2 separate regions of the Homo sapiens genome follow, and region 1 is linked to region 2. The links are chromatin loops, found by intact Hi-C in ENCODE. Cell type or tissue: adrenal gland. All regions are shown on one strand. Links, peaks and the distances in the headings refer to the core of each region. The heading gives the core; the rest is flanking DNA. Region 1 overlaps CLEC16A (C-type lectin domain containing 16A). Region 2 holds the start of LOC105371082 (a long non-coding RNA gene).

What was found. A loop is a pair of places that touch in the nucleus more often than their neighbours do. Peaks named below come from ENCODE experiments on the same cell type or tissue, not always from the same donor. Only the 100,000 strongest peaks of a DNase experiment are listed, where the experiment ranks them.
Region 1: a loop joins it to region 2, with 2.7 times the contacts of the local background. A loop is called at or near these places in 8 of 110 quality-filtered maps.

The regions. Positions count from the first base shown.
Region 1 is chr16:11,154,886-11,170,277 of GRCh38, forward strand. It overlaps CLEC16A (C-type lectin domain containing 16A), which reads left to right. Exons shown (of 24, transcript NM_015226.3): 23 at 11,503-11,667. Among named protein-coding and RNA genes, the nearest start is that of SOCS1, 94 kb to the right of the region's middle. In adrenal gland, for the core only: no CTCF peak of the experiment used is centred there; DNase peaks (open chromatin) are centred at 7,410, 8,161 and 9,886; H3K27ac peaks cover 1,832 bases.
Region 2 is chr16:11,236,911-11,252,302 of GRCh38, forward strand. It overlaps LOC105371082 (a long non-coding RNA gene), which reads left to right and starts at 12,691. Exons shown (of 3, transcript XR_933070.4): 1 at 12,691-12,868. It also overlaps the pseudogene HNRNPCP4. RefSeq lists a silencer at 13,272-13,479 and an enhancer at 14,694-14,773. In adrenal gland, for the core only: no CTCF peak of the experiment used is centred there; no DNase peak of the experiment used is centred there.

The sequences.
Region 1 (15,392 bases), core at 3,849-11,848, 83 kb before region 2:
CATTGCACTCCAGTCTGGGCAACAGAGCGGGACTCCATCTCAAAAATAAATAAATAAATAAAACCCACCACTACAAAAAACAGAAAAATTACCCAGGTGTGGTGGTGTGCACCTGTAGTCCCAGCTACACGGGAGGCTGAGGTGGGAGGATCAGCTGAGCCTGGCGAGGTCAAGAGGCTGCAGTGAGCCGGGATCATGCCACTGCACTCCAGGCTTGGTGACAGAGTGAGACCCTGTCTCCAAAAAAAGAGAAGAAAATCCCAGTTATTGCCTCATTGGGCCCAAGTTCCAGGCACCGTAAATTCCAGCCGAGGAATCAAAACAGCGAGTGCTACCTGAACATTTAGATTGCGTTAATGCTTTCATCCTCACGAACCCTGTAAGGTGTGGTGGTGTCACTCTGCTTTAGAGTGACAACAGTGCTTTAGAGGACACAGGCTCGTGGGGTGAACAGGTCCCCTGCTGTCACATGCCCAGAGCCACGGCACTCTCCTCACCACCGTATCCTGTAGCCAGAGTAAAAGTGACAAGCCTAAAGCCAAGTTGCTGCTCTTCAGGTTTCTCCCCTGCAGATAGCAGAAGGCTCGTGTCCAGCCGTCCGGTTAGCCATGTCCCACAGGTCTGCCAGGGCAGACGTCAACAGAGCCCTGTCCACTTAACAACCTCAGCTGTGGGTTTTTGAAGCTTGTTCTGTGCTGTTATCCATCACGGCCTTTCTGTGGCTCCGCACATACTCCCTGATTCTATCTGACTCACATAGTTCCAGATAGTATCTTCAGTTCTTGTTGTAGATGATGTGTCATAGAACGTCATCAGCCATCGGTCTGGCCTAGCCCCAATCTGTTAAAACACACGGTAGGAGAGACTTTGGTGAGGTGACCCAGCTGCAGAAGTTAACTACCCCACCCTGCAAAGTCGGAGTCCTGGCGAACACAAGCAAATGGAATGGGTCCACAGGCATGGTGCTCTCTGCCTTGGGTGCATACTAAGTATGTGTCAACGGCAGGTGCCTTTTGCAGAGAATCAAGACTAATTCCCTGGCCCCTTTGTACAGTGCCACCTCCTAGAACACACGGAGCAGGCCAAACATGTCAGTGTAGGATACACACTGTACGGCCTCCCTGCTTCTGGCCAAAAAGGTCAAAATGGGGCTGATGGGATAAGAGACTTGCTGGGGAAGAATCTGGCGCTCCTGGCCGGGCATGGTGGCTCATGCCTGTAATCCCAGCACTTTGGGAGGCCAAGACGGCTGGATCACCTGAGGTCAGGAGTTTGAGACCAGCCTGGCCAACATGGTGAAACCCATCTCTACTAAAAATACAAAAACAAAAAAAATTAGTGGAGCATGGTGGCGCACACCTGCAGTCCCAGCTACTTGGGAGGCTGAGGCAGGAGAATCACTTGAATGCGGGAGGCAGAGGTTGCTCTGAGCCAGGATTGTGCCACTGCACTCCAGCCTGGGTGACAGAGTGAGACTCCATCTCAAAAAAAAAAAAAAAAAACACAACTAATCTGCCACTCCTTGGCCAGCCAGAACCTTGGGGGGCCATCCTTTGCAAGCAGGGCCATAGTGACCCACCCTGCTCCTGGTGCATTCCTGATTCTGCTCCAGCTGGGGTCAGTGAGCGCCTGTGCCTGGGAGTCTCCTGGGTGCTGTCTAACCCGCCTTCCTCCTGCTGCCGTTTCAGCCCTGCTGACTGCCGCAGTAGAGAGGCAGCCCAGATGGCCGCTCCCAAGCTTGCTAGTGCCTTGGCTGACAGACTGTTGTGGAGGTCTTTGCTTGCTAATTTACAGACGGTAATACCAGTGGAAGAGGGCAGGGGCTGGGCGAGGCAGGGACTGGGTCCTTGGGAATCAAGCCCAGCCCTGGCGACCTTCAGTTCTAGAAATCCAAAGCAAGGTTGCACCACTGCGAGAGATTCCAAGATCTGGTCCACCTGTGTCCCCCATGTGCCATCCAACCCTCTGTGGCCTGGATAGGTGCTCATGTAAGATGCACGCATTCCTCATATTCACACAGCCCAAATGCCCGCCCCCCCCCCCACCCACCCCCTGCCGGTAGCAAAAGGGGCATTAGACTTGGCAGCCCTCACAGGCAGACCTTCACCCGACAGCAAAAACATTTCTAAGGGCACAATTAGGACACAGAGAGAAAGCAAGATACTGAAAGACCATTTTTTCTTTTCTGCAGGTTTTCAAGGATAGTGTTTAAAATCTGAGAGGATTTATCCATGGATAAAGAGCTATAGGCTAAAAGACTCTGCAAGTTCCCAGCTATTTTTGTATGTTGGACATGTTATCCGTTGAAAAGCAATCAGAAATAAAAAGTATTTAAGCGTTGTGAGGTGCAGCCTAGTCAGTGATCAGTGATGTGGGGGTCGCCCATGGTGGCAGCTCAGGCTTGGCCCGGGAGGCCATACGAACATCCCTTCCCCAGGTGCCTGATGTGTAGACCTGCGCCCTGGGCTGGACAGGAAGTGGCTTCTTCAGCACCAGTGCACAGGAAGAAAACCAGATATCACCATTTGGGGGCAAGTCCTTCATTGCCCCGAAAGCACAGAGTTTTGTGCACTGAAACAGTAAATCATCTGAGACTTATTAAAGGGATACTGAAAAGGGGTCTCTGTGCATATACCTGAAGCTTTCCCAAACTTCAGGGTCCTAGCAGTGAGGGAGGAAACTTCTGGGGCCCCCCAAGGCTCCTGCAGGCCCTTGGAGTCACTGCTATCTGAACCCTGCCCACATGTCAGTGAATGCTTTTGTTTCTCTTTGGTTTTTGTGTAGATTCCTAAGAGGAGTCCCGGGCAAGGACCCAGGCCTCACCTGGCCCATGTCGGTGTGCTGTTGCTAGACTTGAATCTGAACCCTGCTTCCTCAGCCCCCAACACGTGCTCTTTGAGCAGCCGTGGGTAGTTTGGGCCCTGTGCCCTGTCTTCCTAAGGTGGCTTTCCTAGGGTAGCCCCCCACTGAGTAGCTCCTAGCCCCCGCCTGCCCTCGGGTATTGCTGTCATCTTGCCAGGGTGTAGGATCCAGAGCTGCTTCTTGAGTCAGAAGCACGAACAAGAAGGTTCTATGTCACCTGCAGATCTTTCTAGTAAGCCGCAATCTGTCCAGAGCCACCAGCAGCTGAAGTCCCAGACTTAGTCACCTCCCAGCCCCCCATCTCTCGCCCCAGGGACCTGGCAGGCTGCACTGGGAGGTGAAAGGGCAGATCCAAGGAAGGAGCCGACAAGGGGAGAAATAAGGCCATGCACACTTGCTGTCTTCAGTTTGTGTGCGAGGTCACAGGGCCGATTGATTTTTTTTTACTGTTTCCCAGCATCGTGATGGGTGGTGAGAAAATATGAACACTGCATCGTCAGAAACCTGAGCCACAGCCTCGGAATGAATTTGCTAATGAAAGGCAAGCTCAGGGCACCCACGCCTCATGGTCCTCATTCACGGCAGAGACTGTGGAAAATGCACGGGTTGCTTCTCCCGAATCAGCCCTCAGCGGGTTTTATATTATGCTTTGCAATCTGCAACAACCATAAATAAGTGTAGGTTTTTCTTAGGGCAGGCAGCTCTCCTGTCCAAATCTTAGAGCTTTTTCCTAAAAGAGGTCTATTGAAAACTGGACTTCTTTGACACACCTCTAACTGAGATTTAAATGTCTTAGTCTCATACCTCAGACTCAAAAGCCCCCCACCTCCAGAGTTTGGTCAAGGAGGCCCCAAGGTATGACAGACACCCTGGGGTTAAAAACAGAGGCTGGAGACCGGGAGCAGTGGCTCATACCTGTAATCCCAGGACTTTGGGAGGCCGAGGGAAGAGGATCACTTTAGGTCAGGAGTTCGAGGCCAGCCTGCCCAACTTGGTGACCCATCTCTACTAAAAATACAAAAATTAGCTGGGCATGGTGGTGCATGCCTGTAGTCCCAGCTACTTGGGAGACTGAGGCAGGAGAATTGCTTGAACCTGGGAGGCGGAGGTTACAGGGAGCCAAGATCATGCCACTGCACTCTAGCCTGGGTGACAGAGCGAGACTCCAGCTCAGGGAAAAAAAAAAAACAGAGGCTGGAGACCCCTCTGGTTGCATACAAACGGCTCACAAGATAGATGGCCTGGCTTCGCTGGCTTGGGGTTTCCCACTTCTTAATTTTCAAAAGGAGTATGAATGAAGCTGTCAACATTTTCAAAATCAGGAGGTGTTATGTCAAAATCCAGATATCCAGCTTCTCTTGACAAACTGGAGACTGCGGCCATACTGAGGTCCATGTTCTCCTGCAGCAGCAGTTAGAAGAAGCTGGAATCTGTGCTTTCTGATTTGCCCCAGTCTCTACCAGGCCCTGCCATCTCCCTGGCACAAAAGCTGAATGTCCCATGGACTGCATGTATTAGCATGCCTGCACTGTTGTTTTAATAGAAGAGAATGGTTTCTCAGTGTGCGTGTGTCTATTAAATAAAGGGAAACAGATGACAGATAGAGAGGACCACCAGTGTTTTATCTCCAGCCCCTCCTCATTACATTACCGGGCTGGCCAGCCTTGCCCTGTCTGATTTTCAAAAGTAGGATCCACAGAAGTGTCTAGAAAGGGGAGGGGAAGGCCCTCCTTGGTAAGGCACCATGCCAGCCCGAGCAGTTCCATTTTCATCTCATGTATAAATTGGAGTTTCACCATTTAGAAAAAATGTTTGAAAAGGGCTGTCATAGGGCGTTATCTTTGAGGAATGAGGTTCCATCTGCAGTCAGGCAGTTGTGTCTCCCATTAAGCTGCTTTCAAAGACATGCCCCAGGAGGGTTTCATGGGACAGAAACCTTGTGGGTGAATTGGTGTGTCGTGTAGATCGCCTGTTTTTTTCCCTGTGGTCTTAGCTCCTAGGAAGCTCAGAGTTAAATGGTGACATTAGCTTCCCATAGCTTGAAGTCTTTCTGATATAACTTTTCACCTTTTATTGTCGGGTTCTTATTTACTTTTTGTTTTAGTAGCTTTCAGTATTTAGTATCTATGGCATTTAGGCTTGGGTTTTAAAATATAACATAAGCCATCTCAAACCCTTCCTGGAAACAGGTAGTATGTAAGGGCATCTGTAGGGAATGAGGCTGCAGGGCGAGGTTAGTGCTTTTGAGTTGAGTGGAGAATCCCCAAATTGAATTCAGAGCCAACTGGGTTCCTTCCCTTTCAGCTCCCTAAAAGGTTCCTGTGGAATCCCCTATAATCTCAGGTAGTTTTCACATCTTCCAAGGGTAGATTTTTTTTTAAGCCTGAAATAGTTGCACTTTAGTCACATGGCCAGTATCCTCAGAGTAATTACCAAGTGCAAAGCGGCACCAACTCCAGGCAGGCCACAGAGGTCGGGGGGCGTCCCTGCTCATTTGGAGATTCAGAAAACTTTTGGTGCAAGCCCACTAGTTTTTGTGCCTACACACATCCAAGCCCTTCCCACCCTTTAGTCTCTCTCGGGCCTCGCTCTTTCTGGGTCTTAACAATTGTGTGTAATCTCTGTGACCAGGTGTGAACCCAGACAAAAACTCGGTCCCATCTCTGGTTTCTACCCAAAAAGTCCACTTGCACCACATGGGAAAGAGTTGACCAAGTGTTTCATAAGCCCTAGGTGGCGGGTCACCTCCCCACCTCACTTGCCCCTTTCCCTCTTTCCCTTCAGCCCACCACACCTAGATTCCACCCAGCAGGTACAGGGCAGCTTTTTCTGCACCAAAAACTCTGGGAGCCAGCCCGTCCCTTGTCCCTAGGGGACTTAACTCACATCCCCGCATTAACAAAGTTTTTTCCCTAACTGTATCAGTTAAGATTAAGTTCAACTACATAGTAAAGATAAACTCAAAGGGGAAGTTAATTTCCCTCTCGGGTAAAAGAAGCCTTGTAGTCAAGAGATACACAAAGACGTCAGGGACCCAAACTCCTTCCTTTTCAGTGCTCTGCTGTCCCTAATGTGTGATTCATCCTCATAGCTCAGGGCAGCTGCTGGAGTTCCAGCCATTGCATCCATTTTCCAGGAAGCAGAATGGAGGAGGATATACCCCCTTTCCTTTTAAAGAGCTTTCCAGGAAATCCCACATGCCACATTCATTTCTATCTCACTGGTCACAACTTAGTCACTTGGCCACGACTAGCTTCTGGGTTCTGTAACTGCAACCGAAAGGGAGAATGGTTATTGAGAGACAGCTTACAATATCAAGAACACTGTCCAAAACCCTCTTCTTTTTGCTTTTTTGTTTTAAGCCTTCCCAATAAAGTGAACAAAACCCTCTTAACCTAGAGGATTCCAGGTGCTAGCTATTAATGTAATGATAATCATCACACTAAATACCTAAACATCTTTGCAGTCAAATTTCTTATGCCCTGCTTAGGTAGGCCGACTCCTACACAGCCATCAAGGCCCCAAGGTTGGACAGAGCTGCTGCAGAAGCACAGGGGAGAGAATAGTTAACCCTACCTTATGCAAAGACTCCTCCCAGGCTAATGCTGAGCTGCGTGAGCCATGAAGAATGGGGCAGGGGTTTGTAAAGACAGAAAAGAAGCAAAACAGAACTCCAGACCGAGGGAACGGCCTAGCAAAGGTTGAGAGCAAGTGGTTCTTGGTAGGAGGTCTGAGGACTGACCTAGGCTGCTGGAGGCAGATCGCCATATTTCCACATCCCCACTCCTATGCACACCCAGTGATTCTGGGGTTGTAGGAGGGCCTTGACTCGAAAGATATCTGGGGGTTCCAGCTTCCCTGAGTCCTATGGATTTGACCAACAATCTAGGCATAAAGAGCAGAGATTATCAACTCAAACGCCCACACGGCCAGGCAAGTTGCAAGAGCAGGGACCCAGCTCTGCTCATCTCTCTCCCGTTGCTGTCCTGCAGGAATGGGGCCCCATAAAGCCAGATCTTTTCATTTTTTAAGAAAGCAGAAATCCAGGTCTGTGTGTAAAAGCTCCCAACGTGTCCATGGTGGTACCTCCAACAAACACACATATAACATAAATAAGCAAAGCGAAACTCGTGTGCAAGCCCCTAGGCGGCTGCTGGCCGGCTCTGAATCTTGAATCACATGGTTAAGTGATTATTGGTGGGGAAAGCTTAAAGACCTGTAGAAGAGGAGGAGGGGGGCATGTCCAAGGTCTCGAAGTCAGTTTGGGCAGAGCTTGGACTCAAACCTGGGGTTCTGACTCCAAGCCCAGCTTTCCTTCTGTCAGTGGGCCTAAAAATAGAAGACTGACCTTTTCTTGGTATTTTTGTGCTTCACAAATGCCAGAGCGTTATTCATTAGTTCATCTTCCCAAAATAACTGGCAGAACACGGCCAGAGGGCAACAGGAAGACTCTGGGCTGCGCCCCCCGACCGTGAAACTGGGGGCTCCTGGGAAGTGGGGGATGTGTCTCACCATGGGCATAGTTTCCCCCCACTGTTGGAGTGGCCTGCCTGGCCCTGCTCTTGGTGAGTCCAGGGGAGAGAGCTTCAGAGGGCAGAACAGATCTCAGGAGGATGTTAGGATCGGGAGCTTGAGTCTATCCAGTTCCCAGGCAGTTTGTGTTCCCTCCATCATCCTCCCTTTTTTTTCTCTTTTTGGTTTAAAATAAGGTTTACAATAGGAGTCTTGGAAAATTCAGACAAGCACAAAAAATAACAAAACTCACTGCAGTACAACTACCTGCTTCTCTCACTGTGTCAGCTTCAAATCTCCAGCTGCCTTCTCTGCTCTGGACAAGGGGGAAAGAGAGCACAAATTTTTTGCAAGAGCGGAAACATATGGGACATGCTTTTTCTAACCTTTTTTCATTGACTCCATCTTGAGCATTTCCCCCAACACTTAGTCTTCTCTTACCAGCGTGTTGGTTGGCAGCAGGGAATTTCATCATCTAGAGGGATTAGAATTCACTTAGCCTTTCCCCAGTTCTTGGACTTATCAGCTGTCTTCTGTTCTCTGTTCTGCACACCAATATGCTGAATATCCTTGTAGTTCGGTATGTGCATCCACCCACAGTGTCGTCTGCAGCATGGGATGCTGCAGGTGTGGAATTGGTCAGATGGTGTGAAAGTCCATGCAGCCTCTGATACACATTTTGCAGGCTGTCCTTGAAGCATACCCAGGGAGAGCCAAGACTGTTATCACTGGAGAGGATCTCAGGGAGGCCGGTTTGCCTTCACTCCTGTCGCACGATCTCTGGCTTGTCTGTGTGTTTGCACCTACTTCGCAGCCCAAGTGTGTTTGATTCATACACCAAAAGCCTCTGGCACCTCTGCCAAAGCTAGTTCATCAGGGACTGCCTGACTGGGATGAAGCAGGAACCAGAGGACAGGGCGCTCTGGCCATAGACATTCACCCTGAATTCTCCCCAGCACCCTCCTGATTCTCTGATGTGTTGCCACTTTGATTTGGGGAAAAACCCCTTGAAATTGCAGGTGGGGGGCCTTGGCCATCCAGCAAAATAAAGGAAAAAAAAAGCCAAAAGTCACTGTGGCTTTCTGGTCTCAGTGCCACTGGCAAAGGGAGAGAGAGTGGAAAGGAGGGAAGTGGGAGTTTTAGTAGAAGTGGGTGAGGGAGAGATGTGTTCAGTAACCTCTGCTCAGCTAGACCCTGCAAATGGATGGGATCGGTAGTTGGTGATTTTTTTGTTTGTTTGTTTGTTTAACTCAGTACATGCAGATTTTACTGCCAATCTATGACTTGATCCCAACCCATTCCCAAAATAAAAGAATTTAAGCATCCTGACTGCAGTGCCAGCTTCTCATCTGCTACCCTACATGTCCCACTGCAGATGTCTTTTGATAATAAACCAGGTTTATGATGCTGTAATAAACCATGGCTTTAAAGAGGGCAAGAGAAAAGACGTGTCTTCTTCAAATGGGCCTGTGACCACCTTGGCAACGGCTATGTCATTGATCCCTTCCAGCCGGGGTCATTGTCGGGAGCATACAAGGTGTAATCCCAACTCTGTTACTACACTGGCTGGCCCTCTGTTCATGGCCCTGATAAATAGGCAGCTCGGGAAAAGCCATCTTGACATTTTGATTTGTTAAGGGGTAATTCATTTTCGAGGCAAGTAAACAGCTTGTAAACTGGGGGGTTTACCGCTCTAAGTGATTAAGAAGTGAGCAGCTATAAAACTGGTTCCATGAGGCTGCGGCTGAGTGTCCCCAAGGAATCTTCCTGCCCAGTGTTTGGATTTGCCGGATGTTTGCCATAGTTCATCTGAGCGGGCCCCCGACACACACACACACAATATATCACATTGTGCCTCTTCCTGAGAACTCCAGCTACATTCATCCTGCCTTTCTCTCCGCAAGCAGACCTCTGCGGTAGGTGCGGGCAGGAAATACCCTCCACGCAAGAGGAGCTGGTGCTCAGGATGACCGCCTCACTCGGAGACTCACCCTGCTTTCACTGGGCCCCATGCACTTGCCATTATAGTCAGCGCTTGTTAAGTCACCCCCAAAACCCAACTGGGGGTATAAATAGGGCCCTTGCCTTTTAAGGAGCTGATCTTTAGACGAAAACAGCTTCACATGAACCTGAGTGGAAATAGCCCCTCCTTGATGGCCCGGAGAAGAGTCCTGCTAAGCCCTAAGCTGAGCCGCAGGTCCCATCTGTAGGTGAAAGGAAGGAGGCTGAGGGACATCAGGGACTTGCCCAAGGTCCCTCAGCTGGGAAGTGAGCAGAGGAGGGTTAAATCCCAGGCTTCCCTGGTGCCATAACCTGGGTGTCATCCCCTGCACCAGATGGGCACACTGCTTCTGTCCAGAGCCAGGTAACCTGGCAAAAAAGCCTTTTAGGCTTTGCAGGCCATGTGGTCGCTATGGCAACTGCTCAACTCTGCCGCTGATCGAGAAAGCAGCCATAGTCTCTGTAAACAAAGGACCGTGGCTTGTTCCAGTAAAACTTTACTTACCAAGCAGGCAGCAGGTTGCAGGATGCCAACCCCTGCTAACACCCTGCAGCCTTCCTGAGTTTCAAGAAAGGTGAGGTCAGGGCCTAGAGGGCCTTCTGGAAGTAGTGTTAGTAGAGAGCTGGACCGTGTGAAGTTCAGGCAGGGCAGGTGGCATGAATGGGGTCCAGGGCTGGCTGTGGTGAATGCATTCGCTTGAGGAGTGGGAAGGCTGCAGGAGTGACCAAGAGGGTTGAGATCCCCTCTCTCAGCTGGAAGGAGGACTCGCCCCCCCATATCTCCACCGCAATTTGGGGCTGCTTCTGTGCCACGAAGCACCATCACCATGGGTCCTGCTTGGCTCCTAGGGGCTGAAGTCGTGGCCTGCAGAAAAGCACATGTCCACCAGAAGAGGGGCTCCTGGGCCGGATAAAAGGGGCTTTGATTTATCGTAAAGAACACGTATCGGCCAGGTGTGGTGACACACACCTGTAATCCCAGAACTTTGGGAGGCTGAAGCAGGAGGATCACTTGAGTCCAGGAGTTCAAGACCAGCCTGGGCAATACAGTGGGACCCCCATCTCTACCAAAAAAAAAAAAATTATTTGGGTATGGTGGCATATCCCTGTAGTCCCAGCTGCTCAAGAGGCTGAGGCAGGAAGATCACTTGAGCCTGGGAGCTCAAGGCTGCAGTGAGCTGAGATCACACCGCTGCACTCCAGGCTGGGCAACAGAGTGAAACCCTATCGCAAAAAAACATAAAGAACAAACATGTATACTGAGCTCTCACCATGTGCCACACCCTGTTCTGGGGTGTGATAATAGTTCTTTCATTTTATTCCCACAACAGTGGGAGTATGTAGTGATACTCCAGGTTGTGGCTGGGAAAGACTCAAGAGAAACACAATAGCTGTTCAAGTGTCTGGTGCTTCTGTGTGGGAAACAGGGGTGCACCCAGGTCTGAGTGTCTCCAAGATGAGGGGCTCGTTCATCCCCGCTGGGTCAGTTTACCGCAGAAACGTGTGGGCAGACTCCACCTCCAGGTCCCGGAGATGCTGAGGGCCATTTGAGACCATCATCACTAGCTCTTTGCCAGGGCTTTCGTTGTTCCTGAACCTGACTTCCCTAGAACCTCAAGGGCAGAGCAAATTCTCTGGAAGGAGCGTCCAGGGCACTGTCCTCCTGCCCGGGTGTGACTTCAGAGCGTGGGTCCCCCAGGTATGACTTCAGAGCATGGGTCCGGTGCCCTTCCTTGGACACCATCAGCAGAAGCCTGAGACTCTACCATGAGGGCATCTAGCATCCCTGGGTGAACTTGCCACGAGGCTGCACGTCCCTCTTCAAGGGCACAGCTGGCACGCTGCTGAGCCAGTATCAGGCACTCGGATTTACGACTCATGGCCCCACACTCAGCTCTGTGGCTGGTTGTACTCTGTTCCTTGAAATAAACCTGTAATAAACCTTTTCCTTGAAATAGCTTCAAAATGTGGCTGGGTCAGGGCCACGACCAGTGAGGTCAGCCTGTTCCAGGGAACAGAGCAGGACTTTCAAGGAACTGAGGTTGGGTTGTTCAGTGGAACCATGACATTGAGGCCCTCAGGCCTACTCTTTGCTTCCACTTGGTCACCTGGTACTTTGTCTTGCAGGCTTCGCCGTGGCCCAGTGCATAAACCAGCACAGCTCCCCGTCCCTGTCCTCACAGTCGCCACCCTCCGCCAGCGGGAGCCCCAGCGGCAGCGGGAGCACCAGCCACTGCGACTCTGGAGGCACCAGCTCGTCCTCCACCCCCTCCACAGCCCAGAGTCCAGCAGGTATTGGCCACGTGACTCAGTGATATGGGGACATTTGGAGAACCCCGTGATCCCTCACCATTACCAAAACCCCTGACCTCCAGGTCCTCCTTGTCACAGCACTTGAAGGATGATGCCGCTCAGGTGATCTGCACATGAAGCCTCTAGAGATTCCTCTAACTTGATGTTCCCTCCCAGGCTGGGTCAGCTCCCAGATGGGGAAGAATTGCTCCTTTTTCAGGCCGGTCCCCACCGAAGCTGTCACTGACTGCAGAGCTGATGGGCAGCAGGCGGGCTGCACCTAAACCCACCCTATCATCACCTCCACAGTCTTAGGTGTCACAAGGAGGGGTCTCCCAAGGGGATTGTTTGCAGTCTAGGAAAAGAATCGCGTTCCTGCTGATTTTTTTTTTCCTCTGTAACATACCAGTTTTGTCCTTAAATGTGGTGCGGTCCAGTTGTTCGAGTAGGCACGCACTTTGCCACTCTTTGGTAGGATGTGATGAAGTCGTATCTTGCCATCCTTCAACTTATTCCACTTCAGACATGGCACAGAGGGAACCCGGGAGTGAATGGGAGCCCCTGGAGTCAGCCTGGAATGGGACATGCACCAGCTCCTCGTTCTCGGCTGCCGTGAGCTATTCGCTGTGTGAGATGTGGGGAAGTACAGACACCAGGCCTCTGGCACAACATGGCCCCAAATTGTAGCCAGAGGAGCAGGGATGAGCATCCATGGCCTTGAGCCAGCAGGATGTTCTGTGCCCCAGCAGCATCCCCCCGCCATGGGTCGGGGGGTCACACCAACTGCCTGCACCTCTGACTGGAGATCCTTAGTATCCTTCACTGTTCCTGCAAGTTCCCCTCCAGAGCCCTCACTCATCATATTTCAGGGGCACGTGGCCCACCTCTCATTGAGTTCTGGATTGATTGATCATGGCAGGAGGACACGGGCTACTGCAGAGCCAGGGAGGTCGAGGGCCCTTGGTCACCATCCTCTCAGCACCAGGAGCCAAGATCTCCCTGGGCACCTACACCTCTCTCTTGGGCACTTCCAGCTTTTGCATTTCCAGTTCATGCCTGTGGCTCAGAGCACCCCAACCCACCTGTGTCTCTCCCATCCACACACAATGTTACCTGCACTTCATATTGACTTCACGAGGCCCAGGCAGGAAAGTCACCCCACAGCCACCTCACTGAGAGATCCTCTTCCACTCGGCACCTGCTCCAGGGCATGACCACCCCTTCTGAGCTATTTCTGAGCCCAATTTAAGGTTGGCTGCACATCCAAGCAGATGCCACCCCTGTTGCCAGGCTTGTAGCTGGGAAACTCCAGCAGAGCTTCTTTCAGAAACTAAGACGCACCCTCAGTAGCCCTCTTGATCCCGTTTCATGCTTGCTCAGGGGCGGGCATGCAGGGTTGTGTGTTCATGCACCCCAACGCACATATTTACCGTTGCACTGGGGATGAAAGCTTCCTTGCCCTTGTAGCTGTGGTCACCTTTCTGTCATTTTTAAGGACGTACAGCCAACAGCTAAGTGAACAAACAGCCATATACTTCTTTGCCTAAAGTTAACACCGGCAAAGACCCACAGTATCAAAAATGATCAAAAATGGGCTTCTGTATATGGATGTCTACCTGAATGTGACCCCTGAGGCTTCAACTCTGCACTTTCCCAGGGCCTGGTGTCTGCAGTGTGTGCTAGTTTCTTTTTTCTTGGCCTCCCTCAGCCCCTCTGTCCCTACCCCCACCATCCCCTGCATGGTACCAGCGTAATGTCTTCTCATCTCAGAAATCCAGTGGCTATTAACTTGGCTGTCAGGTGGCCAGGCAGTTCCAGTCAATAAGTGAGAGTCAGGACCTCCGAGGTGTCTGCTCCCATTTGGTGCGTCCCCAGCAGGCCTGCGGAGACAAGTGTGTAGGTCCCCATTCTTTATGCAGCATGACAGTAAAAGCCTGAGGCCCAGCCTGCCTGTCTGGCTCTGCAGACACTGAGACAACTCACCTGATGAAGGGCCATGCCCGGTGGGCAGCCTGGGCTTTACTCTTACAGATGCCTCAGGATGCAGCTATTGATCCCTGGCAGGAGAGCTCATCAGAGCCCACAAGCTCCTCCCTGTCTTGAGGCCAGACTTCTAGGCCAGCCTGCAATCTCCCTCCCAGTCCACCCAGACCAAAGCATATGGGCTTCCCATGTTCCTTGTAGGGATGGGCCTAACCAGATGGCTCCAACATCTGCCTGCTGTTCCAGCAAGCCGCAGAGGAGAGAAAGCCAAGGACAGGAGAAGGGAGACAGCTTTGTTGGGATAGGAGCCCTTCTGCCAGTTGCTTGATTTGACATTGGCTCAGAGTGCGACTCAGCATTCAGGCTTCTGATGAGGGAAGGTCACCCTGCGTGGCTCGCTCACCCAACTTTCCACCCACCAGGGACCTGGCCCTGATCCACCAGAGATGATATCCTTGGAGGGCCAGCCAGGCAGCGGGGTGGGCCAGGGCCTCTCCTCCAAGCTCATTCATCCTAACCGCCCACTGCCTTCAGCCTGGACAGCAGAAGACAGCTGCAGCCCCCTACAAGGGGCAGCATGTCCTCAAAGTGGTTTTTGAGGGTACAGTGCTAAGTCAGAGGCGATCCCGTCTCTGTGATTATGGAGCCTCCCAGAGTCCAGGAAGCTCCCTTTTGTAGAGAGCGGCTGCCAGACCCTCCGAAGTCAGAACTAGGAAACCCCAGTGGCTTCTTTGCCATTGATTTGTTTTTTGTTTTGTTTTGTTTTTTTGAGACAGAGTCTTGCTTAGTTGCCCAGGCTGAAGTGCAGTGTCGCAGTCTCGGCTCACTGCAACCTCCACCTCCCAGATTCAAGCAATTCTCTCACCTCAGCCTCCTGAGTAGCTGGGATTACAGGTGCGCACCACCATGCCCAACTAATTTTTGTATTTTTAGTAGAGATGGGGTTTCACCATGTTGGCCAGGCTGGTCTTGAACTACTGACCTCAAGTGATCCACCCACCTCAGCCTCCCAAAGTGCTGGCATTACAGGCATGAGCCATCACGCCTGGCCCTCCTTTGCACACTTTGCATGGCCAGGTGTTTGGCTGGGCAAGTACACAAGATATGCCATCCCCCAAGTGATGAGACAGGCCCAGTTTTCCATAGCTCTAGCCCACGGTTTTGAACACTTGAATTGTTCAAGGATGTTGTTAAAAGCTGGGAGTGACCTTCATGCTGTTTTGACAGTTGGTGTGGCCCAGGCACCCACCAATCAGCCTAGGCTCCTGCTGTAGCCACGGCAGGGCCTTCTCAGTGTGCACCTGCTGTGTGGCGTCCCAGTAGATACTCCTCCTGAAATTGAGCCCACCTGTGCCAGACACCATGCTTATAGGCACTTCACAGATGTCCCCTTGTTGAATCCTGCCACACTCCGCCTCACATTGTACAGTAGAAAACACAGGGGCCCAGAAAGGCTGTGCAACTTGGCCCAGAGGATGCAGCTAGCCAGCAGAGGAGCCAGGATCTGAAGCCTAGCCTTGGCAGCCCTAAAGCCCATGCCAGCAGAATATCCGATGCGGTTTCCAAGACTGTCTCAGGCACCTCCAGGGTGTCGCAGAGACCCGGGCCCCGATCTGGATCCTGGTTGGAGGCAGCCCATGAAGTATGTTTCTCCTTCCAACGTGCGTGGCTGCTCTAGGGCCCAAGTGAAAAGTCACGGCCCCACTCGTGAAGGCCTGCTAACATGTACAACCCCAGCCAGC
Region 2 (15,392 bases), core at 4,979-12,978:
GACCAGCAGCCGCTTCCCACTTGGCCCAGGGCTTTGGGGCTCCCAGCCAGAGTGACTTCCCCAGTCTAAGCCTCAGTTTTCCCATCCATGAAAAGGGAACAAACCCGCAGTGGACGGTTAGGAGCACTTGGTGAAGTAAACCACATCCCAAGGTCAACACTGGGTCCGTTCCCCATTCTGGCTGGGCCTGGGCTTCCTTACTGCCCTGATGGGGATGACAGCTCCTCCCTAGCTAGTCAATGACCTAGAAGGATGCTTATGAAATGCTAAGTGGAAAAAAAGTGTGTTGCAATATGGGTCATAAGAAATGGTGTCTTTTCTTTTCTAAAGAGAGAATAGGCTGGGTGCAGTGGCTCACTCCTGTAATCCCTACAATTTGGGAGGCCAAAGCAGGAAGATCACTTGAGGCCAGGAGTTCGAGACCAACCTGGGCAACATAGTGAGACCTCTGTATCCATAAAAAATTTTTAAAAATTAGCCAGATGTGGTGGCACGTGCCTGTAGTCACAGCTACTCTGAGACTGAGGTGGAAGGATCACTTGAACCCAAGGAATTTGAGGCTGCAGTGAACCGTGATCACACCACTGCACTTCAACCTGGGTGACAGAGCAAGACCGTGTCTCAAAAAAAAGAGAAAGAAAAAACTATATATGTGTGTGTATCTGCAGAAATCAGGTTAGAAATACACACATTACACACACACATACATATGTGTGTGTATATATATATAATTTATTTAATACTAACGTTATTGGTAGGTTCTTTAAACATTTTTTGAAACAAATGTGGAAATTAAAAAATAACATGGGCTGGTGGGGAATGTTAATGAGGGGGAGGCTGTGCACGTGGGGGCAGGGAGAACATGGGAACACTATGTACTTTCCACTCCATTTTGATGTAAACCTAAAACTGCTCTAATAAATACTAAGTTATTAAAAGCAACCGTGAGGCCAGGCGCAGTGGCTGATGCCTGTAATCCCAGCACTTTGGGAGGCCAAGGCAGGTGCATCACTTGAGGTCAGGAGTTCCAGACCATCCTGGCCAACATAGTGAAACCCCATCTCTACAAAAAATACAAAAATTAGCTGGACGTGGTGGTACACGCCTGTAATCCCAGCTCCTCGGGAGGCTGAGGCAGGAGAATCGCTTGAACCCGGAAGGCACAGGTTGCAGTGAGCCGAGATCGCGCCACGGCACTCCAGCCTGGGTGACAGAGAGACTCCATTTCAAAACTAACTAGCTAAATAAAGCAACCACAAATCAGGGGGTGTGAAAGTGTAGAAGCCCTGCGTTCCACTTGCTCTCCCTCAAGCTTTCCTTGACCACAGACATCAGCAAGTGACGGGGGCCACTGTCGGCCCCAGCTCCTGGCAAAACTGGTCTTGGCTCTTTCACACTGGAAGATCATTGTGTCTCTTCTTAAGACATGTGGCTCCATTTCACTTCATTCCAGCCAAACCTGACCTCTGACCCATGCTGTTCTCCAGACTCCAGTTACCCAGGACTCTGGGTTGTAAGTGACAGAAACAAAACTCAGGCAGCATAAGTGAAAATGGAAATGTGGCGCATGGAACAAGGACATCAAGGTGGACTTCAGGCATGGCTGGATGCAGGCGATCACACAATGCATCAGGGCTCTGTCTCGTGTCTTTCTCATCAACTCTCTTGATACAGTGGGCACATTGGCTAAATTAGGGCCAGTGTGCTAAATTGGCTAAATTAGGGCCAATTCTGTTAGTTTCAGCTGAAAAGGGAGGTGTCTGATTGGTCCAGCTTAGGTCATGTCCCTACCCTGAATTGGGGCATGGGGAACTCTGATTGGCCAGGTCTGGTCCACACCCATCTCTGGCCAGGGTGCTGTGATTGACAGCTCCTTCAGGACCATAGAGCATGCGGGCCAGACAGTTCCCTGAGAGCAAAGCTCTGGCTCACAGTACGCCACACGTGATTTCTGCTCTCCAGCCCTCCAGCTCCTTAGAATGTGGGACAGAGACCATCGGCTCAGGTCTGTGTTCCTAGGGCTGGGACGCCTCATATAGCGGAAGGAGGAGGGACTTTGGGCTCCAACAGACCTGGGTGTGAATCCAAGCGCCGCAGGTCACTTTACCTCTCTAAGCCTTATTTTCGCTCCCAAACATGTCTCCCTACAGGATGGTGCCAAGGATTTAAGTTAGTCCTTAAGGGCAGAGTGGGAACCTAGGCCCTAGTCCGGACCTGACAGCCATGATGGGGATCGGGGCACTGCCTGTATCTCACGTGAGAAAAGTTTGGATCTCCACTCAGGCTGTGCAGTCTTGGGCAGATAACACTTCTCTAAACCTCAGTTTCTTCCCTTGCAAAAAATAGAGAAACATGCTATCTTAGTCTGTTTTCTTTCTTTCTTTTTTTTTTTTTTGTTTTTTGTTTTTCTGAGATGGAGTCTCCCTCTGTCGCCCAGGCTGGAGTGCAGTGGCACGATCTTGGCTCATAGCGACCTCTGCCTCCTGGGTTCAAGCAACTTCTCGCCTCAGCCTCTTGAGTAGCTGGGATTACAGGTGCCTGCCAACATGCCCTGCTAATTTTCGTATTTTTGTAGAGATGGGGTTTCACCATGTTGGCCAGGCTGGTCTCGAACTCCTGACCTCAGGTGGTCTGCCTGCCTCAGCATCCCAAAGTGCTGGGATTACAGGCCTGAGCCACTGTGCCTGGCCCTTAGTTCATTTTCTGTTGCATATCACACAATACCTGAAACTGGGTAATTTATAAAGAAAGGTTATGGAGGCTGAGAAGTCCAAGGTCAAGGACTGCATTTGGTGAGGGCCTTCTTGCTGGTGGGGACTCAGTGCAGAGTCCCAAGGTGGCACAGGGCATCCCATGGTGAGTGGGCTGAGTGTGTTTGTTCACATCTCTCTCCCTCTTCTCATAAAGCCACCAGGGCCACACCCATGATAACCCATTAATCTATTACTCATTCTATCCGTTAATCCATGGGTCTCTCTTGACCCAGTCACCTCTTAAAGGTCCCACCTGTCAATACTGCCACACTGGGGATTCAGTTTCAACATGAGTTTTGGAGGGGACAAATATTCAAACCATAGCACATGGCTACTACAGGGACAGTTATTCTGATGATGGCAGGTAACACGGGCCCATTGCTAGAGATCACACCTCCAGGCCTTTGCTGATGCTGTTCCTGCTGCCTGAGATGTCTTTCCTGCAGCTTCTGGGGGAAACTCCTTGCCACCCATGTTTGAAGACTCAGACAGCAACTCCTCCAGGGAGCCTCCCCTGATTTCACATCTCCTATCATCCTCCTCACAATTCCTAGGCCTGATTAGCCATGCTCCTGCTGAGGCCTGGGTCCGGTAGTGTTGAAGCCATGTCTGAGTCCGTTTTTTTGTTTGTTTGGTTGGTTGTTTGGTTGGTTTTTTGTTTATCTGTTTGTTTGTTTTGAGACAGTGTCTTGCTCTGTCACCCAGGCTGGAGTGCAGTGGCGCAACCTCGGCTCACTGCAACCTCTGCCTCCTGGGTTCAAGTGGTTCTTCTGCCTCTGCCTCCCGAGTAGCTGGGATTACAGGCTCCCGCCACCATACCTGGCTAATTTTTGCATTTTTAGTAGAGATGGGGTTTCACTATGTTGGCCAGTCTGGTCTCTGACCTCAAATGATCTGCCCACCTCGGCCTCCCAAAGTGCTGGAATTACGGGTATGAGCCAGCACCTATATCCTTTTTATCCTAACTGTGAATGGCTCAGATTCCTCTGCCTGCTCTGTGCCTGGCATGCAGAAGGCACTGAATCAACGTTTGCAGGATCAGCAGATGCCCTCTAAGCTTTCTGGGGGTCACCCAACTCCAGCACAGGCCTCTGATGTTGGCTTTGCTGGCAACATGACACCTTCCCGGAGGAGGGGGCCTTTGGGCAGGAGAGGAAGTCCAGGCTGCATCTGGAAGCCCAGGTGGCTGATTTCTAAGAAACCAGTTGAGGGACAGGAAGGCTGGGGCAAAGGATGATTGGGACGGCTTTTACTTTCAGTTTTCTGGAGCTGGAGCAAAGCAGGTGCCCAGGGTTCTCAGTGGGAAGGGGAGGGTGGCGCAGTCACAGCCTCTTAGAGTCAAAAATAGCCACCACTTCGGGACATAGACCAGGCCTGGAGCCCAGAGTGGCTCCGCTTGGCCCCAGCAACACAGGCATGAGGGTGGGTGCAGTGAGCAGCTGTCACTGGGGGCTCCCAGGCAGGATACAGCATCTGAAAGCCTGCGTCCTCGCTCCTGGTCCCTGGCTCATCCATTTGTCCTTTATTTATTTATTTGCTTATTTACTGAGACATGATCTTGCTCTGTTGCCCAGGCTGGAGTGCAGTGGCACAATCAGCTCACTGCAGCCTCGACCTCCCAGGTCAGTCAATCCTCCTGCCTCAGCCTCCCAAGTAGCTGGGACCACAGACATGCACCACCACGCCTGGTTAATTTTTGTATTTTTTGTACTAATGAGAGACTCACTATGTTGCCCAGGCTGGTCTCAAACTCCTGGGCTCAAGCCATCCTCCTGCCTCAGCCTCCCAAATTGTTGGGATGACAGGTGTGAGCCACTGCAACCAGCCTCACCATTTATTTTATACATGCCTTAGATTATTCATTCCTTCACTCGCTCATTCATTCATCCATGTCTCCTTTCTGTTGTCCTTAGGTTCTCTCCCTGTTTTCTCTTGTCTTGTTTCCCTTCTCATTTTTCCCTCGCCCCACCTTCTCTCCTCTCCCTCTCTGTCCCTCCATCTGTGTGTGTTGCTCCTTCTCTCTCCATCCTTTCTGGGTGGCTCCATCCCTTTCTCCCTCATCTCCCCAACTCTCTCTATCTCTCTGCCTCCTTTCCCCCAATATGCCTCTCTTACTTTCTTTTCTTTGTTCAGCATTCCTCAAACTGCCTCGTTCACTTAAGACAATGTTTTTGTTATTGTTGTATTTTTGTTATTTGTTATTTTGTTATTGTTGTCTCACTCTGTCACCCCAGGCTGGAGTGCAGTGGTGTGATCACAGCTCACTGTAGCCTTGACCTCCTAGGCTCAAGTGATCCTCCCACCTCAGCCTCCTGGGTATTGGGACTACAGATATGCACCACCAGGCCCAGCTAATTTTTGTATTTTTTGTAGAGATGGGGTTTTGCCATGTTGCCTAGGCTGGTCTTGAACTTCTGGGTTCAAGCAATCCACCTGTCTTGGCCTCCCAAACTGCTGGGATTACAGGTGTCAGCTGCCATGCCCAAAAACAATTTTTCACCGTATTGTTCGAAACAGATGTTCCCCTGAACATTAAAGCAATCTAAATGTCTACTATAGTGTTGTCTCAGGGAATAATAACCATCACATCTAAGGTTTTATGAGATACATTTTTCCCTAATACACACTGAAATCAACACAACCATTAAGAGAATGTTTGCAGCCAGGTGTGGTGGCTCACCACTGTAATCCTGGCACTTTGGCAGGCTGAGGCAGGTAGATTGCTTGAGCCCAGGAGTTCGAGACCAGCCTGGGCAACATAGGAAGATTCTGTCTCTATTTTTTTTTAAAGGGGGTGGGGGATGAAGAGATGAAGACTGAGCGGTTGTGGCCGCGTTGCCGACCTCAAGCAGTAGTTGGCTTCTCCACGTAGAACCCGGGAGTAGGAGACTCAGAATTGAATCTCTTCTCCCTGCCCGCTCCTGTGAGACTTTTTTGATCTTCAGCTACATTTTCAGCTTTGTGAGAAATCTTATCATCAAACACAACGGCCAGCAATGTTACCAACAAGAGAGATCCTCGCTCCATGAACGCGTGTTCGTTGGGAATCTCAACACTCTTGTGGTCAAGAAATCTGATGTGGAGGCAATCTTTTAGAAGTATGGCAAAATTGTGGGCTGCGCTGTTCTTAAGGGCTTTGTTTTCATTCAGTATGTTAATGAGAGAAATGCCCGGGCCGCTGTAGCAGCAGCAGATGGCAGAATAATCGCTGGCCAGGTTTTACATAGTAACCTGGCTGCAGAGCCAAAAGTGAACCGAGGAAAAGCAGGTATGAAATGATCAGCAGTGGAGACGTACGGGTCAGAAACAGAACACCCTTCTCCATTCCTCTACTCAGCTCCTCTTTTGACTTGGACTATGACTTTCAACGGGATTATGATAGGATGTACAGTTACCCAGCACGTGTACCTCCTCCTCCTCCTATTGCTCGGGCTGTAGTGCCCTTGAAACATCAGCGTGTATCAGGAAACACCTCACAAAGGGGCAAAAGTGGCTTCAATTCTAAGAGTGGACAGCGGGGATCTTCCAAGTCTGGAAAGTTGAAAGGAGATGACCTTCAGGCCATTAAGCAGGAGTTGACCCAGATAAAACAAAAAGTGGATTCTCTCCTGGAAGACCCGGAAAAAATGGAAAAGAAACAGAGCAAACAAGCAGTAGAGATGAAGAATGGTAAGTCAGAAGAGAAGCAGAGCAGCAGCTCACGTGAGACTCATGTGAAGATAGAGTCTGAAGGTGGTGCAGATGACTCTGCTGAGGAGAGGGACCTACTGGATGATGAGGATAATGAAGATTGGGGGATGACCAGCTGGAGTTGATCAAGGATGATGAAAAAGAGGCTGAGGAAGGAGAGGATGACAGAGACAGCACCAATGGTGAAGATGACTCTTAAGCACATGGTGGGGCTTAGAAATCTTCTCCCATTATTTCTTTACCTAGGTGCTTGTCTAAGATCAAATGTTTCACCAGACCCTCTCCTCTAGTGTCTTCAGCACATGCTCACTGTCCTCCTCACCCTTGTCCTTCCCGTATTCATTAATTCATATTACCCTGCGCCTAGTCCCATTTTCACTTCCTTTGACACTCCTAGTAGTTTTGTTAAGTCTTACCCTGTAATTTTTGCTTTTAATTTTGATATCTCTTTATGACTTTAACAGTAAAAAGGATGTATGGTGTTATCAACTGCTTCCAAAATAATATCTTGTCGTGCAGGGAGTACAGTTCTTTTCATTCATACGTAAGTTCAGTAATTGCTTTCCTAACTGCAAAGGCAATCTCATTGAGTTGAGCAGCTCCTGAAAGCAGCTTTGAGTTCGAAGTATGTGTGTTACACCCCTACATTAGTGTGCTGTGTAACAATGCACAATGTAACAAATGTACAAACGTAACGATGTATTTTTGTGAATGAGAGTTGGCATGCATAACAATGAACAATGTACAAATGCAAATGTAACAATGTATTTTTGTGAATGAGAGTTGGCATGTCAAATGTAGCCTCTAGAAAAATAATTAGTGTTATAGTCTGAAGATTTGTTTTCTAGGCCAGGCGCCGTGGCTCACGTCTGTAATCCCAGCACTTTGAGAGGCCAAGGCGGGCGGATCACAAGGTCAGGAGATCGAGACCATCCTGGCTAACACAGTGAAACCCGTCTCTACTAAAAAATACAAAAAAAAAAAAAAAAATCAGCCGGGCATGGTGGCGGGCGCTTGTAGTCCCAGCTACTTGGGAGGCTGAGGCAGGAGAATGGCGTGAACCCAGGAGGCGGAGCTCGCAGTGAGCTGAGATCGTGTCACTGCACTCCAGCCTGGGCAACAGAGCGAGACTCTGTCTCAAAAAAAAAAAAAAAAGATTTGTTTTCTAAAGTTGATACTGTGGGTTATTTTTGTGAACAGCCTGATATTTGGGAACTTTTTTCCTCAAAACAAACAAGTCTTTATTAAACCAGGAATTTGGAGGAAAAAAAAGAAAGAAAATGTTCACCAGTTTTATGCCTGACACATAACGGGGCAGGACACCATACCTGCACTTAGGGAGGGGCTGGGTTAGTGTCTCCTTCACCCCCGTGCCCTGGTTCCTCCTTTCCTCCATTGCATTTTTTTTTTTTTCTCTTTTTGAGATGGAGTCTTGCTCTGACACCCAGGCTGGAGTGCAGTGGTGCAATCTTAACTCACTGCAAACTCCGCCTCCTGGGTTCAAGTGATTCTCCTGCCTCAGCCTCCAGAGTAGATGGGATTACTGGCACACACCACCACACCTGGCTAATTTTTGTATTTTTAGTAGAGACGGGGTTTCGCCATGTTGCCCAGGCTGGTCTCAAACTCCAGACCTAAAGTGATCCACCCGCCTCAGCCTCCCAAAGTGCTGGGATTACAGGTGTGAGCCATCGTGCCCCACCCCATTTACATCCTTGTCTCCATTGCTCCTTGGTTACTTAGCCCATTATCTGCACTCGATGTGGGACTGGTATCTGACCTCTAGATACATTTCTGTTTTGTTTTTTTTTGTTTGTTTTTTGTTTTTTGTTTTCCTAGAGAACTTCCTTTGTACCAGGCATGCTTCTAAGCACTTTATGATGTTCATGCATTTACACCCCCTTCACAGTCCTGGCAAATAGTGACAGTGATAATTCATGCTTAACAAATGGGGAAACTGAGGCACAAAGTGGTTTAATCAGTGATTAAGTAAACTTGCTTATGTTACAGAGGTTAAACTCTCTCAAAGAGAGGTCCCTGCCCTCTTGGCACTCAATCTGTGAGACAGAGCAAACCTCTTGGCAGTCCCTCACGTGGACTTTAGCAGAGGCAGCGGGACCCAGCAGAAAAAGTTAAGGAGAGCTTCCTAGGGGAGATGTTTGCTGAGTTGGGTTTTGAAGGTTGAGTAGGAGTTTGTCAAGTGAAAAGAAAGCAAGGGAAACAGCAAAGGCTTTCCCTGGGGAGCTAGGAAGGCCTAGGGAACCATGAGAAATTGGGGTAAATGGGAGCAGACGAGGAATGTGACAGGAATGAGGTGTGGTTGGAAATGTACATTGAAGCCAGATGGCGGGGGGGCCTCAAGTTTCACGGGAAAGGGGTCATATTTGAATATCTAGCAGTTGAGAGCTGCTGGAACACTGTGGAGTCACCTTGTTTGGTTCAAATACTGCTTCTACTACTTTGACTACCTTGAAATCATGGACAAGAAACATAACCTCTCCTGGCCTCAGTTTCCCTGTCTGTAAAATTAGACAATAATAATACCTAACTGGAATGTGCTAGATAAGGGTGAGCTGATAGTAATTTTTATTTCCAGTGGGAGCTAAGTGTATAACTGGGGGTGTAAGGTGATCAAATTTGCAATTTGGGTAATCATACCCAATTCCCTCCTAATGCCTGCAAAGGGAGCTGGGGCCCACATCTCTGGTCCTCAGTTTCCCCATTGTGAATCCAGTGAAGGGGAGCCTGCTTTAAGGCTTGAGTGTGCCTTCCTCCCCTGCCCCCACACCCCTGCCCAGGCTAGACCTGAGATAGTTTCACTTTGACCCAACTTCTGGCAACTGTGGCCTTTCCTGTCAGAAGGCTGGCTACAAGAGGACTTGGCAAAGGTGAGACAAATGGCAGAAATATGCCCAGGGCTGGGCATGCTGGGGGTTTCATTTTCAACAGTACAAGCTGGGGTCAGAGGCAGGGTCCCCTGACTTAGGATCCAGCCTGCCCTGGGAATATCATCCCTTTAGTTGAGCATGTATGCTGGGCTCCACAGTTTATTATCACTTTTTTATTTTTTATTTTTTTTTGAGACAGGGTCTCACTCTGTCACTCAGGCTGGAGTGCAGTGGCATGACCTTGGCTCACCACAACCTCCACCTTTCACCTTCAAGCGATTCTTGTGCCTCAGCCTCTGGAATAGCTAGGACTACAGGTGAATGCCACCACACCCAGCTAATTTTTTTTTGGGGGGGTGGTGGGTAGAGATGGGTTTTCAACCATGTTGCCCAAGCTGGTCTCAAACTCCTGAGCTCAAGCAATCCTCCTGCCTTGGCCTCCCAAAGTGCTGGGATTACAGGCATAAGCCACCTCGCCGGGCCTATTATCACTTTCTTTTAATCCTTCACACGCTGTGAGCTCTGGGTGCCTATGCCATTTCACAAGTGAGGAAACTGAGGCTCAGCATCAGTGAAGGGGCTACTTGTCAATAACACACAGCTGGCAGTGTTTCTCCAGGCATGGGATGAGTGCCCTGGAGGGTCTCTGGGTGGGGGTTTTAGGTGAAACATGGACATTTTTATAAAACATCGAGGCCCCTCCTCCTCTGTGAAACCATGATTTCATATTTTCATCCTCTTGTAGTCTTTCTGCTTAAGTCAAAAAGAAAGTCTCATATTGGTGCTATTGTGTCATAAACACCTCTCCAATGCTTGCTAATACTCCCCCTTCTCCTTCTCCTTTTTTTTTTTTTTTTTTTTTTCCCGACAGAGTCTCACTCTGTCACCCAGGCTGGAGTGCAATGGCACGATCGTGGCTCACTGCAACCTCTCCCTCCCAGGTTCAAGCAATTCTCCCGCCACAACCTCCCGAATACCTGGGATTACAGGTACCTGCCATCATGCCGGGCTAATTTTTGTATTTTTGTAGAAATGGGGTTTCACCATGTTGGCCAGGGTGGTCTTGAACTCCTGACCTCACGTGATCCACCCACCTCAGCCTCCCAAAGTGCTGGGATTACAGGAGTGAACCACCGCGCCCGGCCTCTCCTTCTTCTTTTTTTCTTTTCTTTTTCTTTCTTTCTTTCTTTCTTTTTCTTTTTTTTTTTTTTTTTGAGACAGAGTCTCGCTCTGTCTCCCATGCTGGAGTGCAGTGGCAATGATCTCGGCTCACTGCAACCTCCACCTCCAAGGTTCAAGTGATTATTCTCCGGCCTCAGCCTCCCAAGTAACTGGGATTACAGGTGTGCGCCACCATGCCCAGCTAATTTTTGTATTTTTAGTAGAGACAGAGTTTCACCATGTTGGCCAGGCTCGTCTCAAACTCCTGACCTCAGGTGATCCGCCCACCTCAGCCTCGCAAAGTGCTGGGATTACAGGCGCAAGCCACTGTGCCCGGCCTCCTTCTTTCTTTTTCTGTCTCTAAACCAAACATGGAGCAGACCTTTTGCTCAGCACACAGCAGTATCTAGCTAGAACTTACAATTTTTGGATTTCATTTCATTGCTTAAGGGTTACCTCTTTGTTGCGGGTGATTCTACCTTCCATCTATGGTAATAAAACATTTCCCTTGAAATAAAATTAACTTAAGGAAATCATGTAACTTAATTTGCAGGAAATATTAATTAAATAACAGAACAGCTGGGGACTTGGACAGATCTGGCAAAAAAAAAAAAAAAAAATACAAGTGAAGCTCCAGTGACTGGTGTGACAGCCTCAGCTTAGAGATGAAAATGAAGGCATGGCTATAAAATTAGGCTGCCCGAGATTCGAATCCATGCCCCCCACCAAGGCTCTGCTACCTACCTGCAGTGTGACCCAAGCCCGTTATTTAACCCTGTGCCCCAGTTTCCTCATCTGCAAAATGAAGGTAGTAATAGTCATACCTGATTCATACAGTTCTTGTGAGGATTAATTGGGATACTACGCATGAATTACTTAGAATCATGCCTAGCGTCTAGCGACATGGGTGAGCTGGCAGTCACCGCTGTTATTAGCAAGAAGCAACCTGAGAATGGGACCAGGTGGGTCTGACTTCATGGCTGTGCTGATTCAAATCCTCTGCACAGCTGCTATGACGCAAAATAATAATTATTATTATAGTTCTGTCTGGGTGCGGTGGCTCATGCCTGTAACCTCAGCACTTTGGAAGGACAAGGTGGGAGAATCACTGAGGCTGGGATTTCGAGACCAGCCTGGGCAACATAGCAGGACCACCGTCTGCAGTAAAAAAATAAAAAATAGCCAGGTGTGGTGTTGCACGCCTGTAGTCCCAGCTACTTGGGACGCTGAGGTAGGAGGATTGCCTGAGCCCAGGATTTTGAGGCTGCAGTGAGCTGTGATTGTGTCCTTGCATTCAGCCTGGGCGACAGTGAGACTGTTTTTCGCTTGTTTTTTTGTTTTGAGGCGGAGTCTTGCTCTGTCACCCAGGCTGGAGTGCAGCAGTGCGATCTCGGCTCACTGCAACCTCCGTCTCCCAGGTTTAAGCGAGTCTCCTGCCTCAGCATCCCTAGTCGCTGGGACTACAGGTCCATGCCACCACGCCCGGCTAATTTTTGTATTTTTAGTAGAGACGGGGTTTCACCATGTTGGCCAGGCTGGTGACGAACTCCTGGTCTCAAGTGATCTGCCCACCTCGGCCTCCCAAAGTGCTGGGATTACAGGCGTGAGCCACCGCGCCTAGTCAATGAGACGGTGTTTCAAACAACAACAACAAACAAACAAACAGCAGCAATGAAAGAATCAAGCAGAGAGGGCTGATTCCAATGACTGGGCACACATCACGTATTAAGCACTTTTCAGGCATCCTCTGATTGAACTTCACCCATGAGGTGGGTAGTTCTTAACCTCATTTCCAGGTAGGAAAAGAGGTTCAAGACCTAAGGTCTATGTGAGGTTGGGTAGGCAGGGATTGCTGTGGACCGGAATGGGGTGGGAGAACACGTTGGTCTCCGACGACTACAGGGCGTGGGAGAGGGCTCGCTATTGTGGCCTTGACCTGGCATGCCCTTGGGACATGCCCTCCCCGGGCCTGGGGTCTTCCAAGAGCCCTGAGATCCCGGCAGGCAGGACGTACCACGAGAACTGGGAACCACGTGAAGGCCAGAAGGGCTGCGGAGCCCGCAGTGCTGCCGAGAGGCCGAGAGGAAGCCGAGGGAAGCCGAGTGTGGCCGAGCCGAGCCAAGTCAAGCCGAGCGTGGCCGAGCCACGCCGAGTGGGCCTGGGGCAGCGGTTGGTGGGGAGAGCGGCGCAATGACGTCACTGGCGCGGCGCGTGGTGGCCTCTCGAGAGTGCAGGCGCCGTGGGGCGTCAGCTGGACAAAAGCCGACCCGACTTCATTTGTCTGCCTCGACCCCGACCCCGGCTGGTAGACAGCACTCCTGATGCACGGGACGAGGGAGCGGCACGAGCAAAGGCCCTGAAACAGGAGGGAGCGCGGTGAGTGCCTTGCCCAGATCCCTGGGCCGTCGTGGGACTTGGGCCTTCTGTGCGCTGCGGGGAGCCGTGCAGGGCTGCGGCGTGGGATGCTGGACTCGCCCTGGGTGTCGGGGGAAGGAGATGGGGGAGGTTGTACTGGGGCCATACAGTCATTGTAGAACCTGTTCCCCCCGAGGGCCGTCTGTCGGGTCCCAGAGCCAGGACCACGGTTGGGACAATTTGAGCGCCCACCTGAGCACCGTTGTCCCTGTGCGAATGTGCTTTGGTGAAAACTGTGCCTCCTTCTCTAGAGGAAATTAGATACCCCCTACCCGCAAATCAGGCCAAGCCCACCATGTTATTCCTGGTAAGCTCCTAGCCCTGGGGAGGCTCCGAGTGATGGCAGTGGGAGGCCAGGTGAGAGGTACAAAGCTGGCATCCAGGTGGAACTGGCCACACCCACCATGGCCCAGCATCCACCAGGCAGGTCCTGTGGCCTTCCCTTGCCGTTGGTCTGATTGGCTGGAGCCAAAGGGCCTGGCCGAGAATGAACCGCTCCCTTGTAAATATACACCATGAGGCAGGAAGCCGAAGCCCATTTCACCAGGCCCTCTGCTTAGATCATCTCCATCCAGCAGCCAGGCCAGATCAGGTTACCTCCACGTTCCCCATCAATCTTGAAATCCACACTTTCCACCAAGGTCTACAGGACCCCACGTGCCCGGGCCCCTGCCCATCCCTCCCGCTTCTTCACCCCTCCCACTCTGCCAGCCTTCTTGAACGGGCCGAACTCCTTCCTGACTGAGCGCCTTTGCACTCGCTCTTCCCTCTGCCTGGACTGCTCATCTCATCTCCTGGCTTTGCCGGGCTGGTGCCTTTCTGTCATTCCAGGCACAATAATTTCAGTGTCACCTCCTGACCTTTCTAAAAGAGCCCCATCCACTGTCCAACCACCCTGTCGAGTTTTCATCTGACCACTGTCACTATGTACTTGGAATGTTCCTTTTCCTTTATTTCATGTTTGGTTATTTACTGTCCAAGGCCCTGAATGTAAACTCTGTAAGCAGGGTTCAGACCCCTCTATTTTGTTCATTCCTGTATCCTTTCGGCTTAGATTAATGCCTGGCTGGGCGCAGTGGCTCACACCTATAGTCCCAGCATCTTGGGAGGCTGAGGTGAGAGGATCACTTGAGCCCAGGAGTTGGAGACTGGCCTAGACAACATAGGGAGACCCCATCTTGGCAAAAATAAATTAGCCAGACATGGTGGTGCATGCCTGTAGTCCCAGCTACTCAGGAGGCTCAGGTGGGAGGATCGCTTGAGTCCAGCAGGTCAAGGCTACAGGAGCTGTGATCACACCACTCCACTCCAGCCTGGGTAACAGAGTGAGACCCTATCTCTTAAAAAAAAAAAAAAAAAAGAAAGAAAGAAAAAGAAAAAGAGGAGGAAAAGGATAATGCCTGTAACGTAGGAGGTGCTCAGTCAGTGTTTGCTATATTAACCTCAACTATCATTATTGGCACCGCATCATTCAGAGATGTATTTAGCGCCTACTGCATGCTAAGTTGTGCGCTAAGCACTTTCTACCTATTATGTCATAGAAGAGGCTCAGTTCGCCGCTTCCTGGGATAATGACAGTACCTACTCATAAGGTTGGGAGGATCAAGTAGGCTGAGGCCTAGGAATATGCATTTTCACCAGATTCCTCCCTTATCCCATCCCCTCTCCCACTATTTAAGCAACCCATCCTGCGCTGGGCACAGTGATTCCTGCCTGTAATCCCAACACTCTGGGAGGCTGAGGTGGGAGGATCGCTTGAACCCAGGAGTTTGAGACCAGCCTGGGCAACATAGCGAGGCCCCCTCTCTACCAAAAACAAGAAAATTAGATGGGTGTGGTGGCTCACACCTGTAGTCCCAGCTACTCAGTCCCTGCGCTGAGGCGGGAGGATTGCTTGAACCCAGGAGTTTGATTCTGCAGTGACCTGTGATCTCGCCACTGCATTCCAGCCTAGGTGACAGAGCAAGACTCTGTCTTAAAAAAAAAAAGAAGAAGAAACCTGTCTTGTTGTTTAGAGTGGGATGGATTTGGTCCAAGTCCTGGCCATCACTTACGAGCTGTGTGACCTTGAGTAGGTGGCTGCACTTGTCTGAGCCTCCATTTCCTCATCTGGAAAACGGGGGCCAGAGTTTTCAGCTCAAGGGTGGCTTGGAGGCTGGTCACAGGCTGTCCCCACACCCACACACAGTCCTTGTCATTCCAAAGAGTGCCTCCTTTCCCATGGTGCCCGCCCCACACTGCCCTGGCTCACCCGCTCAGTGGGGAGGACACCTCCACTGCACCTGGGCCCCCAACTCAGTCTCTTGCACACACAAACCCTCCTCTCACTTTTCATTCTTGTAAATTGACGTCAGCGCTGCTGAATCATGAAGCTGAGGTTTGAGAGAGAGACAGAATCTGCACCACCCGGGAAGCCACATGGCGCTGGTGCGCGCGCACACACACAAACACACACACACACACACACACACACACAGCCTTTTCC